2 separate regions of the Mus musculus genome follow, and region 1 is linked to region 2. Evidence: chromatin loops called from intact Hi-C (ENCODE). Cell type or tissue: left cerebral cortex. All regions are shown on one strand.

Evidence for each region. Hi-C counts contacts between places; a loop is a spot of excess contacts. Peaks named below come from ENCODE experiments on the same cell type or tissue, not always from the same donor. Only the 100,000 strongest peaks of a DNase experiment are listed, where the experiment ranks them.
Region 1: a loop joins it to region 2, with 2.2 times the contacts of the local background. A loop is called at or near these places in 6 of 42 quality-filtered maps.

The regions. Positions count from the first base shown.
Region 1 is chr15:83,992,843-84,000,842 of GRCm38, reverse strand. All of the region lies in intron 6 of Efcab6 (EF-hand calcium binding domain 6), which reads left to right. Among named protein-coding and RNA genes, the nearest start is that of Efcab6, 69 kb to the left of the region's middle. In left cerebral cortex, CTCF peaks have their summits at 3,171 (motif pointing right) and 3,824; DNase peaks (open chromatin) are centred at 2,177, 2,611, 2,995 and 3,831; H3K27ac peaks cover 336 bases.
Region 2 is chr15:83,837,101-83,845,100 of GRCm38, reverse strand. All of the region lies in intron 4 of Mpped1 (metallophosphoesterase domain containing 1), which reads right to left. Gm41370 (a long non-coding RNA gene) reads left to right here. Exons shown (of 7, transcript XR_003951468.1): 5 at 7,637-7,938. Among named protein-coding and RNA genes, the nearest start is that of Gm52172, 4.8 kb to the right of the region's middle. In left cerebral cortex, no CTCF peak of the experiment used is centred here; DNase peaks (open chromatin) are centred at 1,775, 2,467, 3,605 and 3,928; H3K27ac peaks cover 5,943 bases.

The sequences.
Region 1 (8,000 bases), 160 kb before region 2:
CCTTGTTTGGCTTGTGTCCAGGCAATCATGTTGGTGAAACTTTATGGGTGTAGCATCTGACCTTCCAAGGAGACACAGTCTCACAGCAAACTCTCCAGTCCTCTGGCCCTTACACTCCTCCTGCCCCCTCTTCCATAATGTCCCTGAGCCTTGGGTGCAGGAATTGCTCTGTGGATATGTCAATTAGAACTGGGCTCCACAACTCTGCATTTTGATTGGTTCTGGCTTTCTGAAGTGTCCTTTGCAAAGAGAAATTTCCTTGATGAGGGGTATTATTCTGTCCCCCCCCCCCCCCCCCGCTGGTCACCACATCAGCTTGAATAAGATTTAGTTTTGAATAAAGCAGTGTCTGTTGGTATGTGAAAGCTAGCCTGGGGACAAGGACAGTGGGTTTTGTGGGTTTGCCAGAGGGAAAAAGACCACTACCACTGGGTGCCTGGCCTGAAGAAGAGTAAGACTCCATGACCCTCTACTTACCACAGGCTCCTCAGCCTGAACAAACAGGAAGAAGGTAGCAAGGAAGACTGTGGTTTGGAGACGTTACCTGGAACATTTATCTAGAAAAAAAGTATCCATGGGGCTAAAGGGAGACGACAAAGGCATTCCCAGCCCAGTGTGCCCTGGGTGAACCTAGGATCATGCACCAGCTATTCTACACCATTCTCCATGTCCTTCATCTTGTCCATCCAGCTCCCTATGCTAGATACAGGGCCCCACCATGCCTTTCCTGCCCTTCATCCCCCATGACTAGCTCTTACCTGGTCCATGGCTCAGTCCCCTGAGTCTGCCATATTTTCTTTCTTCACGGAGGTTTGTCTGAGTCTTATGAGTTCATGGTGACATTGGCAAGGTGCAGCTCAAGAAACTGCTACAGAGACCCAACATCACTGCAGAGACCCAACATCATTCCAGAGACCCAGGCATCTCTGCAGAGACCCAGGCATCTCTGCAGAGACCCAACATCACTGTATAGACTCAGGCATCTCTGCAGAGACCCAACATCACTGCAGAGACCCAGGAATCACTGCAGAGACTCAACATCACTGTAGAGACCCAGGAATCACTGCAGAGATCCAGGCATCTCTGCAAAGACTCAGGCATCTCTGCAGAGACCCAACATCACTGCAGAGACCCAGGCATCTCTGTATATACCCAACATCACCATAGAGACCCAGGCATCTCTGCAGAGACATAGGTATCACTGCAGAGATCCAGGCATCTCTCCAGAGACTCAAGCATCACTGCAGAGACCCAGGCATCACTGTAGAGACCCAGGCATTTCTCCAGAGACACAAACATCACTGCAGAGACCCAGGCATTGCCTGGGCATCACTCTTGCTTTCTGTGTGCTGCCCAGGAGCTGGCAGGCAGAGGAACTGCTTGGACATGCTGGGGGAGGTGACAGGGCTTGTCCTTGTCTGTTCTTGACAGGATTCAGAACTTCTCATATTCAGGACGTTAGACTGGCTCAAGTCTTGGCAGCACCCAGTGCTGGCCCCATCAGCAAACTTTTCCCGAGAGCCCCCTTGGGTGTGCTTGCTTGCTTCTGAGCAGAGCCTTCTCCAATGACACGCTGCCAAGAGTGGATGCCAGTATGGTGGCAGCCCAGTCTGCCATGCTGTGAAGCTGTGTCCTGAATGAGCTGGGGTTCTCTGCCTGGGTAGAGATACTACCCTAAATGTAGGCATGGTGAGAAAGGAAACCAGGCATAGTGGTGCTTGCTTTTAATGCCAGGGCTCAGGAGGCAGAGACAGGGGGATTGCTGTTAGTTCAAGGTCAGGTCTCTATTACAACTTACAAGCCTGCCAAGGGTTACATAATGAGACTGTGTTTTAACATCATCATCATCAACAACAACAAAAACAACAGCAACAACCTTTTAAAAGAAGGAGAAGGAAGAGAAAGAGAAGAGAAAGGGGGAATGTTTCCTGGGGACCTGGCACCCTGGAGTCCCTCGGTAGACAGGCGTGGGCTTCTTGTCATGGGTCTTCCAAGCCATCGTCTTGGGTGAATGCCTTAGCAATGGAGATGAAGTGCAGGCTCTGTGCGTGGCTGCAGAGTGCATGGCCTCCAGCCTCCCTCCTTATACCTCTATGGGGACACCCAGAACCAGGTCTTTGTTCCATCTGAGGAGCTGCAACTTCTGGGTTTCGTTGATTTGCGTTTCTCTTTTTGTCTGCTCTCTTTTCTCCATTTCCGTGGATCCCATTCAGATGTCTTTTTATGTAAGCTTGTTCAGTTTGGGTAGAATCAGGGTATGCAACGTGTTGGGCCCACGGTGGGGGGTGGGGCGAGGGGGTGGGGGGAGGAAGGAGGGAGGAGGGAGGAGGGAGGAGGGAGTGATCGCCAGAGTGAGCAGAGCCCAGGGACTCAGGCAGACAGGCAGGGAGAGAGGAGGGCTTTGTTAGAGGTGAGCGATGCCTGGCCGGCCGCTGCTCCCCCGCGCGCACGTCCCTGAGTCGAGAGTCTGTGTTTATGAGGCTCTGAATGCGGTCTAATTTTTTCCTATCTGGTTTGGCTCATCTCTACCAGCTGGTAAATAGGAAATGTTCACGGTGGGAAGCCAATACTCCTCAGAGTGTAAACAGATGGAACCCATATAAAGTGACAAGTCAGACTGCGTGGCTGAGAACGTGGAGCCAAAACTCCGAACATAACAGTCAAGCGCCTACTCCGTTCCAGTTCATTTCGCCCCGAGTAGCGCTTCATAGCTGCACAGCTGTGTTGTTTCTTTCTTCCCCCGTCCTTTCTTCTGGGTTGATAATGACAATTTCAAAGAAAAACTTTAATTAAAGATTTTATACAAAATAGCCAAAAGTAGAATAATAAGGAAAATGAGCATTGATGTGTTTATTGTGAGAGGCATCCTTTTTTTTTGTTGGGGGGGGGGGTGGGGTGGAGTGGAGTCTCATTTCAAAATGTTCACTTGTTCAATTTGAAACGAGTTTGGTGGCGGTGACAGAAAGGTGGCAGACAGACAGCAGTGGCTGCTGAGCACTCTCTTGCACTCTGCAGAGAGCCAAGATTGGGGTAGTAGCAGCTCCCTGCTGTGGGGCTCAGACTGCAGGCTGTCCCCTCACGCCCATGCTTATGAGTGTGTGTGTGTATGTGTGTGTGTGTGTGCCTCCGTGCTTCTTTGTATGCAGTTCTTGACCCCCTTCTGTCAGAGCTAGGCAGGAGGAGGTGTCTCCAGCAGAGGGACCTGTTGGCCAGGAGGTCAGAGAGCTGGGAAGGATTCAGTAGTCTCCAGTGTTGTTCTAGAATGGCCTCCTCATAACCAGGCTGGTAGAGTGAGTCGAGGCTTCAGAAAGCAAAGTTTCTGTTCTCTGCCCCTGAAAGTCTGGGTGCTTACAGCTAGGTTGGATGATATGTGCGTGTAGACCCAGTCCTGGCCAAGCAGAGATAGGTGGATCCTTCAGGCTCATGGGCCTGCTAGTCCCAGGCCAGTGAGAGGCCCTTTCTCAAAGTCCAAAATGAATGGCTCCTGCGTAGTGACACTTTGAGGTGTCCTCTGGCCTCTCCATACCTCTTCTCTGTCTGTCTGTCTGTCACTCTCTCTCTCTCTCTCTCTCTCTCTCTCTCTCTCTCTGTGTGTGTCTCTCTCTGTCTCTCTCTCTCTGTCTCTCTGTCTCTCTCTCTCTCACACACACACACTCATACTCATACACTCACACACACTAAAGTCTGGGTGGCCGTATTTATTTGGGCTTGCGGCTTTTCTTCCCAGAGCTCATACTGTGTACAAAGCATTTGGAACAAAGCCCCGCAGAGTAATAACGAGTAATAACGCATCCACTGCAGGCAGTTTATGGAACTGTCGCAGCTCAGTGGGGGACAAATAGGAAGCAGTTGGATTTTCCTCCTCACGCTGCTCTGCAGGCCCACACAGAGCTCCCCTTTCTGTCACTGAGGGATGCCTTTGGCAGGATCACATGGAGGCAAAAGCCAGGCCAGTGCAGGCCCTGGAGTTAGAGGTCTCGGTCACATAGCAGCTCAGGATGCCCTCCTGGGCTGGCTTCTGCCTGTCCTGTCTCTCACATGTGTTCCTCGTGTTCTCAGGTCTTGTTTGGGGAGCCTCAAAATAGTGTGGGTGCCTAATCCTGTCCTCTCTGACCTCCTCACCTCCCATGCCTGGTGGTGTACCCTATATGCCCCTGATGCTTGGTACCCTCATGTGACCTGCAGTCCCAGAGGAGCAGCACAGCACAGATTGCCACCTTTCCTGGTGTCTGCTCAACCCAGAGACTTCAGGTGTGCACATACCGTCCACACCAGGGAGACAGATTGCATTACTGGGCCCCTCTTCCAGACCTTCCCTCAGTTCCTCTACCAGAGGATGCTGGGCAGATCCCCGTAATGGAAGTAAAACGCCTGTCTGCCACACACCTCTCCAAGATCCCCTTAGATCACCCAGATTATACCTTATGTGTGTCTCAATCACCTGCCCATCACCCACCCATTCACTCATCCATCCATCTGGCCAGTCAGCCAGCCAGCCAACCATTATCCACCAGTACATCCACTTGCCTGTATATCATCCATCCATCCTCCATTTATCTAGTCAGCCAGCCATTACCTGTCATTCCACCCACACACCCATCCATCAGCCAGCCAGCCAGCCAGGCAGCTAGCCACTATTAATCTACCCACAAATCCATCTGTTCACCTATCTACCTACCTAAGCCATAATACATACGTATATACATACATGCACATACAAACATACATACATGCACACATACATACATATAGTCAGCCATTGTCCATCGTCCCAGCTACCAGTCCATCTGTCCATCCGCCTACCCATACACTCATCTGTCATCCATCCTCCACTTATCCATCATCTGTCCAACAGCTAACTAAACAGCCATTATCTATTAATTTAGCCACAATCCATTAATCTAACCAATTATTCACCTATATACCTATATATCCATATGTAATACATACATATAGTCAGATTTACCTATCAGTCCCTTCACCAATAGATTCCTCTATTAATATATCTACATATCTATCCATTACCCATACATCTATCCAGCCAGCCAATTAGCCACCTATCCACCTATTTACCCACTTCACCATCTATCTGTAATTCATCTGTCTAGCCAGCCAACCATTATCCACCAATCCATCCACTTACACACTATATGCCTACATACCCCAGCTACCACCCAGCCATCATTTATCTGTCCAGCCAGCCAGCCATTACCCACCAATCTGTCCGCCTCTATGCCTACATAGCCACTACCCACCCCCTTGACTATCTCTAGTGGTTACTATTGGTTATGCGCGTTACAGGATCTGGTATCACCTGGGGAATAACCTATGGGCCTGCCTGCCTATGAGCTCCTGTCTGGATTAGATTAATGAGGCAGGAAGACCTTGACTGTGGGCAGCATCATCCGGTGGACTGGGGTCCTGGACTGAATGGAAAGGAGACAGCCAATCACCAACATTCATGCCCTCCTGCTTCTCAGAGGTACAGTGTGACCAGCATCCTCACACTTTCCTCACCTTCCACTGTGGCTCAGAATAAGCATTTCCTTCCCTGCATTGTTTGTCAGACGTTTTATTGTAGCCTCGAGACAAGTAACTCACACACCAGCCACCATTCATCCGCTCCAACCTTTCTTCTCCTCTAGGCTTCTGCTGTGTTAGATGGGGGGGGGGGGGGTTGAACAGTGTCTTACTGGTCCAGACCAGACGGTTTCTGTTCCTTAATGTGAGAGCATGCTACTTGGTCACTTAGCACCTTGTCTTGAGCCTTTCACCCTGATCAGCAGTTCCCACCACAGCTCCTTTGACTGCTTAAAAGTCATCTAAGTGCTTTATAGGATATGGCACTTTAAATTCTGTTCCTTTGGGGGAAAAATTATTGGTCAGCACAAACTCAGGCCCATTGATTGCATGCTGCTTTGCAAAGGCCTCAGCGAGCTAAGGAGGAGCTGGGAAGAGGTCTGTTCCCAGGGGATGGGACAATGAGTGGTGAGAAGGGAACAGTGGGGGATAGCATCTGGGTACAACCTCACAGGTGGATATCTACCTTCCACACTCTTGACTTCAAGTTGTAACTAGTGATGTTTGGGTCTTTCTTCTTCATAGCCCATGAAATGCTGGCTCTCCTGGCTGTACCTTCCAAGTACTGTGATTACAGGTGTGGACCCCCGAGAGTGGCAAAAATATTACTGCTTGGTCTTTTGTTTGTCTGTTTTTGTTTTTTGTTTTTTTTTCTTTCTTTCCCTTCTCTTCTCTTCTGTTCTCTTCTCTTCTGTTCTCTTCTGTTCTCTTCTGTTCTCCTCTGTTCTCCTCTCCTCTCCTCTCCTCTCCTCTCCTCTCCTCTCCTCTCCTCTCCTCTCCTCTCCTCTCCTCTCCTCTCCTCTCCTCTCCTCTCCTCCCCCCTCCCCTCTCCCCTCTCCCCTCTCCCCTCCCTCCCTCCCTCCCTCCCTCCCTCCCTCCCTCCCTCCCTCTCTCTCTCTTTCTTTCTTTCTTTCTTTCTTTCTTTCTTAAGATAGTACATACCCCAGGCTGATCTCAAACTTGTGGCACTCCACTGCCTCAGCCCCTGGAACGCTACCATACTTGCCTTTCAGCTGTCTGCTTAAATGTTTTATACTCTCTGTAGCTGCATCTTCCCCAAAATAGCTTCACTACTCTGCAAGAGAGGTGTGGGAAGGAGAACAGAGTGTCCAGTGGTCTTACTCTGCACAGTACCTGGTCTTTGTGTTCCCAGGATCTTTCCTGTCTGCTGCCTGGGTCCTGGTGGGGAAAAGCCGCCCCAGCAATATGGAAATGAACGGACATGGCTGAGTCCTTCACATCTGTTTGTGAATACCGAAATTTGAAATTCACGTTACTTCACATGACATGCATGAAGATTCTTCTTTTGATTTTCTCACAACTGTCTAAAAATTCTAAAGTCAAGTTTAGCTTGCAGGTATGTCAAACTGGGCGGTGGGCAGTGGCTCCCATACCTACATGGAAGTTAGGTTTCCATTAGGGAGGGAGGCCAGCACAGAGGTAAGCCAGAGGAAGGTGAGTGTTGGGGCAGATATGAGGTCTACACTCTTCCTTTCTGAGAAGTATGCTGGGTGTGGATGGGGCAGCTAGGATCAGCACCCCCGCTTTTGTAATTTGTACCTCCTCCTCCTTCTCCTCCTCCCTCCTCCTCCAAGAACTCCAGGGACTTATGAAAGGCTAGAACAGAACCGAGTCAGGCAGGGGGTGGCCATGGTCCTTCTTCTCCCAAGGGGGGCAAACAGAGTAACCCAAGGTCAGTATCAGGGAACAGTGACTAACTGGAGGATGGTTAGGAAAGTTGGAGCGAAGGTACCAGACTGCCCTTGTTAGTTTTTCCTTAAACTAATAAAAATACATTTTTTTTTTGTAAGTTTGATTCCTTTTCCTAAAATCCCTTGTTAGTTTTTAATTGTTAACTTGGCACAACCTAGAGCCACTTGGGAAGAGGGAACCTCAATGGAGGAATTGTCTGAATCAGATCAGCCGGTGGCTATGTCTGTGAGCAGTCGTCTTAGCTGATAACTGACATGGGAAGACGCAGTCCACTGTGGGCGGCACCATCCCTAGGCAGCTGAGCATGATCCAGAGAGCAAGCCAGTAAGCATTTTTCCCTGTGGTTCTGCTTCAGTTCCTGCCCTGACTTCCCTCAATGATGGACTGGGACCTGGAAATAGAGACTGAGATAAACCCTTTCCTCTTTAAGTAGCTTTTGGTCCGAATATTTTCCCAAGGCAACAGAAAAGCAAAGCCTGCTCGTTGGAGAGCAGAGGGCAAGGGAAGGGCTTTCTGGGCAACAGTTACAGCCTGTTCAGCCCAGGAAGTTCTGAGCTCCCAGGACATCACTTTAGACTAGACCAGGGCCATATTCCACACAAGAGGTAAGCCTGGGACACAGGCTGTCAGTGGGTAAATAGAGAAACAAGGGGAGTGGTCAAAACAGGCTGAAGGTGTGCTCTGGCTCCCCTCTGAGCAGGCTCAGT
Region 2 (8,000 bases):
AACACGCCCCAGTAGAGTGACCCACATGCCTGCCTCCTCCCAGGTCTGAGATCACAGCCAGTCCTTTCAGCATCCCTGTACATCCCCAACTCACTGGTAACACAAGATAGCATAGTCCTCTCTGTCCCCTGAGGACACAGAACAAACAGAGCAGGTCGAGGGAAGCCACTCAGGGCCTGTCTGGGTCCTGAGGAGAGGAAGTCTGCTTCAGTTGCCTGAACAAGCTATGAAGGCCGTAACCTCATAAAGCTACCCAAAGATCCAGGACAGCTCATGACAGATGCTGTATGGGGACTTCAGTGGGATGGACCTTAACATTAGTAAGACAGCAAGATGCCACCAAGCCAGGAAAGGACTGGGCTTTCAACAAACCTTCCTCAAGCTGGGCCCCCAAGGGCTTCAATAAAAATAGACCACAAAGCTCACACCCTGACTCCAGTCCAGGCTCCTCTACCAGAGACTGCAGAGCCTAGACGTCCAGCAACAAGTCCCTAGTTCTCACTCAGGATGCCCCAAGCCAAGACACGAGCATCAGGTGGCTCCTGCTGGGCACACTCACAGACTGAGGCAGGCAACCCCCTACACTGGGCTATGCACCAAACGGGACTCTGACTTCTAACAGAGCTGCCCAGACCTCTGAGTCTCAATAGACATGACCACAATAGACACGCTAATGTCAAAAGACAGTCTAACACACACACACACACACACACACACACACACACACACACTCACACAGCAGAAAAGCACCACAGATGTGGTTTGTCAAGGTTTTGTTAAGAGAAAAGGCAAGGGTCGTACCAAGAGTTGGACATCAGGTCCTGGACCAGCCCATCACTCACACAGGACGGATGGAAGGTCCCAAGCCTGCACACAGCAGAGCAGCTAGCCGACAAGGAGACACCTGCAAGGGCTCCTGGAAGCCAGGTGGGATGTAGCCAGGGCCATAAGCAGGGATGGATAGATACAGCAAGACTCACTGTGTCCCACCAGCAGGCGGCCATAGCTGACGCTGTGACAGCCAGAGTAGTGGGGCCCAGTTCAGGGCAGTCCCTCAGGGCATCAGGATGCTCAGACCAATACTCTAGACTCCTTGCTCTAGTACCCAGGACCTTGAACCCATTCTGGTCAGATGATACGTGATTCTATACCATGCTCTTCCCCCGGTGAAAGGCATTCTAGTAGCACCTTGTTGTAGCTGTCCTGAGAGCGCCATGCTTCCCTCCCTGATCCAGCTCCCCTTGATCCTTGTGGGAACTTCCTTCATTGCAAGTCAGCTTGCTTCCTAAGACTTAGTACTTTGATCCCTAAAGTGAGAGAGTAGTGGGAACCTCACTGATCGTCCTGGGGACTGTGGTAGGACACACATCTGTCACACCGACTGGCTTTCCCTAAGCACCATCAGAGACAGACAGTGTTCCCAGGCTGCTCCATTCCAGCCCCAGGCTGTGCAGCAAGCCTACTTAACTGTACAAAGTAAGAGAATGGGACATCAAAGAGGACATGAGCGCCCACCCCCAGCTTGCCCCCAGAGGCCACCAGGCACTCGCTGTTCTGTGCTCGGCTCAGAGAGTGCTGTCTGCAGCTATCAGCTATGTAAAAGAAACCTTTATTATCCGTGCTCTCAACCCTGGGTGGCCGCAGCCAGCCAGCAGCACGATGAGACTCCAACTGTGTGCCAGGCAATGTCTCTCTCTATCTATCTATCTATCTGGCCTCTTTGAATTCTCTGTGATACAGAGACTCTCTGTGTCGCCGTCGCACAAAGCCACAGTTCTGACCACAGCCATGCTGCTGGCACTGGCACAGCAGGCTGGGTCCTCAGTCCAGCCTTGTAGAGTGCCCAACTGGCTCCTAGAGACAAGACAAGTCCCCTCCTTAGGTCTCAGGGTCCGGCCCTGACAGGAGAGGCAATCCAGCCAAGCACAGAATCCGTATCTGAGCCCAGCCACCGGGGCGCAGGTCCCGCAGCCCTGAAGCCGCTTCCCCTTCCCTAAGTTCAGCGTCTCAGCGGGTTTAGATCCCTTCTTTCAAAATACCACAAGTAATTAGAGCAGATGGGCCTGCTACGTGCCAGCTCCGCTCTCCCCCTCACTCCCTTCTCTCTCTCTCTCTCTCTCTCTCTCTCTCTCTCTCTCTCTCTCTCTCTCTCTCTCTCTCTCTCTTTTAAATCAAGGCCGTTTTTAGTTAAATGAGAACAAAAATGCATCCAAAACCCATAAATGAATAGGGTATATATGCAGGATTAAAAAAAGAAGAAGAAGCAGGATTTTGCAAAAGCTGACTCTTCCCTCTTCCTGCAGTTACTTCCATCCAAGAGCCGCCCTGGGTCATGGACATATATGCCCAGCTCTAGTTCTGGGGACCAGCAACTGTGTCAAAAGTCCCACAGAGTCACCACGTGCCCGTGAGGAAGGCAGGATTTCCCCAGATTTTTGCCCCATCTTTACTCTCCAGATGCTGGAAGAGAGCCCACCCACGTCAAAGGCACAGGGAGGCAGGCATCTGGCCTTCGGTCTCGGGGAACTAGTGAGAGTGGGCAGCGTGGTGAGCCAGGAGGCGGCATGGGCAGGCCACGTGTCCAGAGTCCAGCGTGGAATAGGAACCTAGGGAGTGAGGGGTTGGTGACGTGGGTCAAAAGGAGGCCACAGAAAGATTCGCATACAGGCAGATAGTCCAGGGAGGGGTCATGGTAGACTCCCCACTGCTTGGAATCCTCCCACCTGTGCACTCATTTATTCGAGAAACATCTATCAACATAAGCCAGGTGCCAGGTCAGGCTTTGAAGTTAGAAAGAGAGAGATTACGTGCAAAAGAAGCCCCTGGTCTCAAGTGTTCCAGTGAGCAGAGGTGGTACTGAAGAAGCCCGTTGTTAGGGTGACATAAGACACTCCTGTCCCACTCTGAACGAGCTGGTGGAGTGAGGGGCTAGGGCTGACCCAGGCCCTTGTGGAGACAAGATGGCAGAGAAGATCCACGGTGCCTGTCAACAGTGTCCACAAGGAAAAACACAAAGTGGGACCACACACATCCCGCTCACTCACACCAAGTACCCCCATTTCCAGTGACACCAGTGTCCAAGCCTGAAAAGCCAGCAGCAGGCTTTTTTGGGCAAGGGAAAGAATCTCCGGGGTCCAGGGAGCACAGATCCCATCAGCGGGACACAGGAAGCACTTGCCAGGAAGAAAAGTGTGAAGCCGTCTAATCACACCCAAGTCCAGGGCTTCTGCCCATCTCGTGGCTCTGTAAGAAGGCAGAGCAAGAAGACAGAAGGCGATCTGTCAAGTGTCAAGTGACCAAGGACGCATGTTCCGCTCAGAGCACACTAAGCCTCTCTAAAAACCAGTAAGAAAGAGAAAGAACAGAGCTGGCCAGGGGGACAGCTCAGTGGTAAAGGGAGCTTGCCTAGTGTGTCTGAGACTCTGGGTTTCATCCCCACACCACTAAAATCAACCAAAAGACAGACTCTCCTTGCCCCCAGATAACAGACGAGGCAAAAGACTTGAGTACTTCAGAGAGGAGGAATGTAGGCGGCCAGAAGCCATGGAGAGGCTCCAAGGCTCACGGCAGCACCAGCACCCACTCTAGAGCAAGGAAAACCTACAGCCTTATGTTACAAAGTGTTGGCAGGGGTACAGGTAAGCAACTGCTGGCAGGGGACATCACTTGGCAAACCGACTTTGCCAAAGAAATTGGAGGGCTGGAGAAATGATTCAGTGGACAAAGCCCTAGTGGATAAGAAAGGAGCAAGAGCTCAGATCCCCGGCACACACGTAAAAGCAGGGAGCATGTGGTGGCTACCTGGAATCGCTGCTGGCATACAGAGCCCTGCGTGCATACCCCCCTGTGACAAGCAGATCACTACCTGTTAAAGCCACATGGGCTCTCATACTGCCATCCTGTATATGACAGAGTTCCAGCTCTGAAGCTGGGGAAAACATCTGAACTCCACGTGTCAGCCAATGTGACTGGGGAGAGAGAAGAAATAACTTTACCACTCACTGTGTGCTGGTTAGTTTAATCACCAGCTCGACAAAATCATCTGGGAAGGGAGACTCAATGACAGACTGACTGGAAAGGAGACAAGCTACAGGTATGTCTGTGGAGCTTGTCTTGAATCACCTGAATTCAATAACCATCCATCACTCTCTCCCACCATGAGCTGCCCTGAGGGTAGCTGACCGGTGCCAAGAAATTGACCGTGTTCACCTCAAATCTTAGGACACGGTTGTGGGGAAGGGTTCATCCCACACACCTAACCAGGTCTGGGTGGAGTCTGTAGCTAGGCTACGAGGTTCTGAAGCTATGAATACATTTTTAAAGGCTGGTTTATACCGTTTCCATGTGTGTGGTTTCTAGCATCCTTAGGACACCAGCCACTAAGGCTCTCTTCCTTGGAAGAGTAATGTACGTACTGAGACCTCACATTTACCAGCCAGACAATGAACCTCGGGGAGGCTGTTCAGCTTGGCCACTGCTTCCACAGCTCAGTGGCAGGACTAGGACCTGACTCCTGGGTGACAGGGCTGGATCACCAGGCCAGGAATGTATTGGCAAGATGCACAGAGGCCTCATTAGCAGAAGCATGGTGATGGCTGCCCCCAGGCCCTCCAGAAGCCATGGAATAGGAGGGGGAGGTCACCTGTAACCCACAGGCGCACATCCCCAGCAGCGATGCACTTTCTGGGTGAACATCTTTCTGATGCAGAGTGAGGCAGGATCCACAAAGCTTTCCTGGAAACGAGCCACAGGGAGGCAGCAGGTCCCAAGCATGTGGTCCTCAGGTACTCCATCCCTGGAGGGATCCTGAGGGATGTTACTCTGGAAAACCTGGTTTCCAGGACCTTGGGGAGAAAGGTAGGGCAGGGATGCCAGCCAAGGACCCAGGGGTGGAGGCTCTGGCTGCCCAGCCTATGGATTCTGTTTCTTACTGTGACCCATACAGGGTCTGAAGTAGTGCCACAGTGCCTACAAGGCTGACACCTCGTCCAGCCTCCTGGCCTTTGCCTGTGACAACCACTCCATTCCCCACATCCTTAGCTCTGTGATCTCTTCAGTTCCCAGATCTCTCCATGGGGGCTTTTCGCTGACCCTAACTTCCAGGGCTTCTTCCTGAATCAGGAGATAGCTGCTGACTGTGGTTTGCCATCAGGGCAGGAACCCAGGACAGCAATGACTGCAATGGTGAGTTCCTGCCAAGTCCATGGGGCTTGGTGGGAGCCATGTTCTCAGCAATTCTCATGGGCGGCTTGATCCATCTACTGATGATCCAGGAGAGTGATTCTCAGGTCTCCATGTCCCCTAGGACACGCAAATGGTACTTAGGAAAGTGCTGCATGACTCTGACTCCAGAGAGGGTAGAGCTCACCAGGAGTTGGCCAGGAGTCTGGGGGCACTTCTGTCTTGAAAACCCTGGCTGAACCATGTGCCCACCTGGACTTCTTCTTGCCTGTCTATAGAATGGGGTTGTTGTCAACCTACCCCTCATCTGGCATAGGGCTCACCCCTTCTGAGCATGCCCCCTTAGATCATGAGTTACAAGGATCACAAGCCACTGATGGTGCTTACCTCGTGCCAGGCAGAGCCACACAGACCTCAAGCCCTGCTATACTGCAGTGACATCATCTCCCCATGGCACCGTGGGTCCAGAGAGGCTGCCACAGTTACCCAAAGTGGTTGGTGGTGCCTTGATCTGTGCATCCCGTGTTTCAGGCACACTGCTAGAGACAGGGCTTCACCAACACACAGAGGGGAAGGGACAGCTGCCAGGACTAATTCTGTGGCCCCACAGAAACAGAGCCAGTCACCTCCTGCCACCTGACTCCAGCCCCAGGTAGCTTCAGAGAAACAAGCAGAATGCTGCACACAGAGCGGCCTTGGGGCTGTTTGTGTCATCAGGCCAAGGAAAGCACGGTGTGTAAGCACAGCCAGGCTGGGGATGTGTGTGCCCCACCCCCTGAGCCACCCTCCCTTTATCCTAGTTCTAAAGCCTGATCCAGCGGGGAGGGAACATCGTGGATTCCATCGTGCCCTCTCAGGAGCACAGCACAGCCTCCTGATTACCCCCTCCCCCAACACACACCCTACTCATTTACTCTGCTCACCAGCCTGGGCTTCCGCTGGCACAGGTCTGCGGTCAAGAAGAAGGCAAGGCCTGGGGGAAGCCAGGACTAGAGAGGCCAGTCATGTCCACAGTGAAGGTCACACTGGGGCCACTGGTGGCCAGAGCTCCAAGCATCAGGACAGTGATTGAACTGGCAGCTGGGCTCACCCAAGCCTCACCCTCTTGGCTAGTTCAGTGATGGCTGATGAGCCGTTCCCTGGAGAGAGGAGTGCACACCTAGGGAGCCCTGACGCTGAGTTACTCAGCTCTCCTGAGCCTGGCTGCTGGGTGGTGTGTCTCCTCCATTCCCCTCGCCCTCCTTACTAGACCATGAAGGAAGGGCACACTAACAAAGCAGGTCTCCATCCTCTGAGCACTTATGGCAATGGCCATAGGCTCAGGGGAGCCCTCTGACACCTTATAGCCACCACTGGAGGAGGGCACACTGCCACCCCATTCTGTAAGAAAGTGGGCTAAGGCATAGGAAGGTCACCCAGTGATGCCCAGGGCAACACAGCCCACAAAATGTGAGGCTAAAATTAAGCTTAGGGTTTCTTGGTTTTGGGGGGGGGTTGTTTGTTTTGGTCTCTAAGCCATGCCTCTAACCTTTATAACCTTCTTTTTAAGGAGCTGTGTGTGTGTGTGTGTGTGTGTGGTGTGTATGGTGTATATGGTGTGTGTGTGTGTGTGTGTGTGTGTGTGTGTGTATAGGTATGTGTGTGATGTGTATATGGTTTGTGTGTGGTGTGTAGTGTGTGTGTGTGGTGTGTGTATGGTGTATATGGGGTGTGTGTGTGTGTGTGTGTGTGTGTTGGGGCAGGTTGTAAACCACAGGGAAAAGAGACCCAGTCTTGATTCTTGACCTCACACTCGGAACCTCCGCCTCTCATCCTGATGGCCCCACCCTATTTTGCCCCGCCCAGATTGTTCAGGCCTCAGGACCCAAGACTTTGCTCAAGGTGAGCTTCTCACACGAGCAGGCTTCAGATCAGCCTTTGCACCCTGTCAGGCAGCCTCAGCCTCCTTCTCACATCCTTGCCCTTGGTTTCGAGTCCCTCACATCGTTGAGTGTCCAAAAACCTTCAGAGGCAGCAGGAGAGCATGGAACCCTTGAGCATCACCACCCCAGGCAGAGACAGCAGGCTCCTCCTGGGGCAGAAGAATGAGTCAGGCTGGCCCCTCTCCCATCCCTGGGGCTTCATAAGATCCACACAGGCCCTATCCCCACCTCGGCCTCAAATCACCAGGGGACACCAAACACCACGGCCCAGGGTTCCCCAGATGTGTTGTGTTTTCTTAGCTCACCCAGAGCCCTCCACAGTGCCACTCCCTCCCTGCCCACGCCCATCTCCTCCCATGAGGCTGAGGTCATCCATCTTCTCTGGGGAGCTTCCTCTCACCCTGCCAGCACTTCACACCCTGTGACCACGCAAGGGCCAGTAGATCTGCCCACAGACTATTGACATGATGCCACAGGCGGCAGCAGAATCACCACCATCTTGTTCATTACCTGATCCTTATCACTACCACCAGCCTCACCGGCGACTGCCATCATCACCAACACCAGCAGCAGCAGCGTCACTGCCATCATCATCAATATCATCACCAACATAACCATCATCACTATCATCTACACCATTACCAACTTCATCGTCATCGTTATCATCACCATCATAAGCATCACACCAACATCATCATCACCATCACCACAGATCTCCACCATCACCATCGCTGTCCTCAGCAGCACTGTTATAGTCAGTTACCATTGCCAAGGACACAGTGACCATCACAAAGCAAGTCTGGACCCGTGGTCACTTCGAGCACCACCCAGCAGGGTGAGTTCAGAGCAATGGCCCAGTCAGCCACTGTCTCCAAGAGAATAAGGGTTCCCTGTGCA